2 separate regions of the Homo sapiens genome follow, and region 2 is linked to region 1. Evidence: read pairs that join two places in POLR2A ChIA-PET (ENCODE). Cell type or tissue: OCI-LY7. All regions are shown on one strand.

Region 1 (2,500 bases):
TTCTGAGATCAGAAGATTCATCTTCCACATTTTATAAAAGAGATAACTGAAGCCCAGAGTAAGAAGGACTTGCTCAAGCACACAGATGGATCAGTGACAGATGGGTCAGTGACAGAGCTGGGATAGGAGGAGAGGATTTCAGTTTCTAAGTCCAGAACTATGACTCCAACCAATGAATGCTGTGAACTCTTCAAAACCCTCTTCCATAATCCTGGGTTCTAGACTGCAGCTTCAATCATCAGGAGCATATACCAGCCTCATGCACCATCCATGTGTCCTCATCTGTGCCTAGCCAGGCCCTGTATCTTCTTGAGTCAGGATGTGGCTTTTCCCTAAATCACCTCTATGGGTGTGTGGCAGGGAAGAGAGAAAGGCTGCTACGGAGAGAAGCAAAGGCTTTATAGCTGCTTCCTCCCTTTCTCCCTCCAAGGTTTGTGGGAAAAGTGGCTACAGTCTGATAATATTTCTGTTTGTGAATGGGTGGAGAGAGAAGCACAGGGTCTAAGCCCATGTGCCTCTGCCTCATGCCCTGTCACTTAGGAAAATCGAAGGCATATGCTTGTCATATTGAACAAATATTGATTGTCAATTCAAGATCAATTGCTTGTCAATTGAAAGCCTATTTTATGTTCCCACAGACCTATAGATAGGTTTTCCAACTTTTCCAGTTTGCCTCCACCTTTTCTCTGAAGCTGCTCTTTTATGTAAATCAAAGTCATGGATTCAGTTTACCAGAGGGGACCGAAGTCCATATTCTAGAAGCCCTGAAGGCAACAGAATGATTCTAAGGCTATTGAGGAAGTCATGGGAGATGTTGGCAGTGACCTGAGCAGCACTGTCTCTATCTTGAGTGCTATAGAGAGTCAATGGGCCAGAACCCCTCTCCCTAAGGAGGAATTATCCATGCATTTTCTTATTCAATAAGCATTTACTAATTATATCACATGATTAACTAAATAGCGACAAGAGATACAAAGATGAATAAAACACAGTTTGTGCCCACACAAGGAAACAGGAAGGAAACAGACCCAAGGAAGCACCATTGCAGTACAATGGACAGAGGACTAATAGTGTCACGTGCTGATTCTGTGATGAGAACCCAATGCAGAGTTTCTCTTCCAGGACCTGAGCAGCTTGACCTCAAATGCAGTGAGTTCTGTTACTGCAGGAGCAGGCCTCTTCCTCCTTGCTGACAGCATGGTAGCCCTGAGGACTGCCTCTCAACATTGTGGCTCAGAAATGGATTATCTATCCTCATTGCCTTATTCGGAGTACTATTATCCAATATATGAAATCAAAGATTGTCTCCTGACCAGTGTCAGTTTAACAGTGAGTAGTTTCAGACTGAATATCCTGTCATGTGAAATCTCTGTGTCTCCCCTTTGCATACTCTCTGCTTTTCTGGCAGTCTCTGGTTGGTCGGTCCGAATGCCTGGAGACAGACAGAAATAAACAAAAACTTGTGGTTGGAAGAGGCCTGTCTGCTGACTGCATGGTGTGGGGGATGTACTATAGAAAGTCAAAAGAGGAAATCATGAAGGACAGTAGGGAGTCTATCCCTCCACTGGTCTTTCTTAATCACAAACGTTCCAACCTTAATGGGTTTAACTCTTAAAGTACAACCTTTGTTGTACTCATCACAGGCAGAAATATTCTTCCTACTCATCACAGGCAGAAATATTCTTCATTTGAATTATATTTTAATTTGGGATTCTTTTGGGTTCTTTTCCAGGGGTTGGATGCCCCTACCCCTTAAAGATGCTTGTCTTCTGATCATCAGTGAATTGAGGACTAGCAGAGGCTGTACGGTGTTTAAGTTAATCTTCAAATGCAAGCCTGTATGCTACATTATGTTAGGCACAAAACTTGAACCTTAAGTCCAAATACATAGTTATTTTGTACTTTGGTCTAACAGGGCTGACAGAGAGTGGTGGGAAGGGAGACAACGGATTTGACTTCTAGAAAAAATGTCAACCTCTCTGGGCAGCATTTTCTTGGCACCTTTCTCCCAAACTTGATGATCACTACCTGTTCGTGGTGACAAGCCTTGCTTATTCAATCCTATAAATATAGTATCATGGTGTTAAAACCATAAACCAGTGGCCTTTTAAGAAGAAAGACTTCTTCCTCTATGAATCCTCCTAGTAGGAGCACAGGGAACCCAAGGTAGTATCTCTCATTCCCTTGGATCCATCTATCTCACAAATCTCAGAAAATGTGTGCAAGCTTTTGCACTCCTGTGGGTCTGCTCATGTGACCCAGAGATTGTCAAAAGCAACCCCTTTGGTTCAGGAGCTTGAGGAAGTGGAAGAGCACAGAGACCTGTCTGGAGGAAACCCAGTAGATAGTGTCATCCTGGTGTAGGACAGACATGTGGTAAAGCAATGGGGGTGGGAGAGGCATATTGGGGGTTTAATTTAAAGAAAATGAATTTCATTACCCCAAACTGCTTCCCATTCTGAGACAACTGGAGTCCAAAAGAACTTCCTACAATATGAGA
Region 2 (2,500 bases), 88 kb after region 1:
CCTGCACATTGTGCACATGTACCCTAAAATTTAAAGTATAATAATAATAAAATAAAATAAACTATAAAGAAAAAGAATCTCTGGGCTAGCATTAGGCATTGGGATTTTTAAAAGGTCCCCAGATAATTCCAATTAAATCAAGTCTAGCCTAAAGCTGCCTCCTTACATTTTTTTTTTTTTTTTTTTTTTTTTTTTTTTTTTTTTTGAGACGGAATCTCGCTCTGTCACCCAGGCTGGAGTGCAGTGGCACGTTCTCGGCTCACTGCAAGCTCCATCTCCTGGGTTCACGCCATTCTCCTGCCTCAGCCTCCCGAGTAGCTGGGACTACAGGCGCCCACCACCACGCCCGGGTAATTTTTTGTATTTTTAGTATAGCCAGGATGGTCTCGATCTCCTGACCTCGTGATCTGCCCGCCTCGCCTCTCAAAGTGCTGGAATTACAGGCGTGAGCCACTGTGCCCTGCCCGCCTCCCTACGTATTTTAAGGTTGGCCTAAAAGTTTTTCTTTACATCGTGAACTATAACAAGTGGAGGTGTAAACAGACAGTAGCCTACCCTTGTGCCAGTCACTAAGTTTTGATCAATCAAATGTAGTCAACTGTTCAAACCGTGATCAAATAAGGTAATGTCAACCTGTAACCAATCCAACTGTTTCTCTACCTTATTTCCTTTTCTGTACATCACTTTTCCTTTTCTGTTCATAAATCTTCTTCCACCACGTGACTGTGCTGGAGTCTCTGAGCCTCTGGCTAGAGGAGGGGCTGCCCGATTCGCGCATCATTCATTGCTCAATTAAACGCCTTTAAATTTAATTTGGCTGAAGTTTTTCTTTTATCAGTACAGCTGCCGTGAAAACTAGTGATTTTAAAAATAGCATGCATCCTAGGTTAGAATGCTAAACGCCTGCGGAAAACTCAATTCTGCTGAACTCTACTCCATTTTGTCCTGTTCAATGAGAGCCTTTTTTTGAATTTGTCTTTCTCAGAGCTTTGCTAATTAAACATTTTCAAGAGAACTCAGGAAAGAAAAAGTCTTTAAGAGAATCTCTTGCAGTTCCACACTGGCAAACAAAAGGCCTGCAAAATAGTATATCCTAGATGGATCTTAGCTTTTTTTTTTTTTTTTTGACAAGCACCTAATTCAAATTTAAAAGAAGAAAAATTGTGTGTTGCATTCAATGTCTTAATAAAGTTTTCTGTCATCTCGTGATGCATTGTTCCTGTCATCAATTCTGATTTACTGCAGCTGTTTCCTGCAAAACGCAAAAGCGTAACTTCAACAAGTTTCATTTCCTATAAAGATAAAAGTACAGAAAGTTGTGGATACATCTCTGGGCAAATCTGTTACTGCAGAAGCTGATGAAAAATGGTGCCAGAGCTATTTACGCAATGAGAGCTTTCTGATGCTTTAGGGCTGGGGACTTCTCGTTTCCTTGATCTCACCTGGTTCATGGAGCAGTATCGTTCTTGTCATTGATGCTGCACCTCAGAGATTTGTTGCTACTGTATTGGCTGTTGTGGTTGTTTCCATCAAAGATGAGCAAGAATTGCTTTGAAGAAAATTTTACAACACCCAATTGTCAATGAGTTATTATAAGTGATATGACTGAACTTTAGCTCTAAGTGAATAGAAGTGTCTAAATTACACCTGCACCATCCTCTTGACTACTCACTAGTGAGATGGAGACTAATTCATCTAAATTCTCTACACTTCACAAAGGCAGGAATTCTTGTCTATGTTGTTTACTCCTATATACACAGCACTTAGTACCAAGCACATGGAAAGCTGAATTTGTTGAATTTGCTGACTGAATGTAGCCCTTTTATCTAGCTGTGTCTGTAGGCTCTAGACCTTCCACCATTCTGAGGTAATTGCTTGCCTAGATGCTCGTGCAAACCATTGAATTCTCTCTCTCCTGTCCTTCACAACCAAACAACTCAAAAGCAGAGTCTGCTTTCAGGTTTGAATGTTTTCATATCGCGTTCATTTTTCAGTGAATTACAGTCTGTCTATTCTCTCTAATACTTTTCTAGAATTGTTTCCCCAAATGCTGCCAATGACTTCTTAATTGTTGAATCCAGTGGATTCTACTCAATTCTCATTCTGTGAGATTTAACAACACTGCCCTTTTGCTTCCTTGCCTTTTGAGACACATGCCCTTCCTTAGCTTCCAAGATGGGACACTCTTAACTCTCTCTCCTACTTTCTTAGACATACACAATTTCATCTTCACTAGTTGCATTTTTTCTGACAACCAAATGTGCACATTCCTTACAAAGTGTTACCTTCCCCCAAAAACTCTCATCCATTCCCATAACTCAGTCTATCAATTTTAGGTAACTAATTCATGTAATTGCATTTTCAATCCTGTTTACTCATCTGATTTCCAAGCCTGCATGTCCGGGTATTTGCAAATTATTTCATAATGATCTCCTATCTGCAATGTAAAACTATAGAGCTGGTCCAGTCTGAGCCCGCGGTCTAATTCCCATGCACCTCC

Evidence for each region. Peaks named below come from ENCODE experiments on the same cell type or tissue, not always from the same donor. Only the 100,000 strongest peaks of a DNase experiment are listed, where the experiment ranks them.
Region 2: POLR2A ChIA-PET joins it to region 1 with 8 read pairs; 2 of 35 experiments call an interaction of 5 or more read pairs at or near these places.

The regions. Positions count from the first base shown.
Region 1 is chr11:60,388,268-60,390,767 of GRCh38, forward strand. It overlaps MS4A7 (membrane spanning 4-domains A7), which reads left to right. Exons shown (of 7, transcript NM_021201.5): 5 at 1,123-1,329. Among named protein-coding and RNA genes, the nearest start is that of MS4A14, 6.9 kb to the right of the region's middle. RefSeq lists an enhancer at 1,230-1,299. In OCI-LY7, no CTCF peak of the experiment used is centred here; a DNase peak (open chromatin) is centred at 1,424.
Region 2 is chr11:60,475,891-60,478,390 of GRCh38, forward strand. No RefSeq gene overlaps it. Among named protein-coding and RNA genes, the nearest start is that of MS4A12, 16 kb to the right of the region's middle. In OCI-LY7, no CTCF peak of the experiment used is centred here; a DNase peak (open chromatin) is centred at 1,311; H3K4me3 peaks cover 2,096 bases; H3K27ac peaks cover 2,278 bases.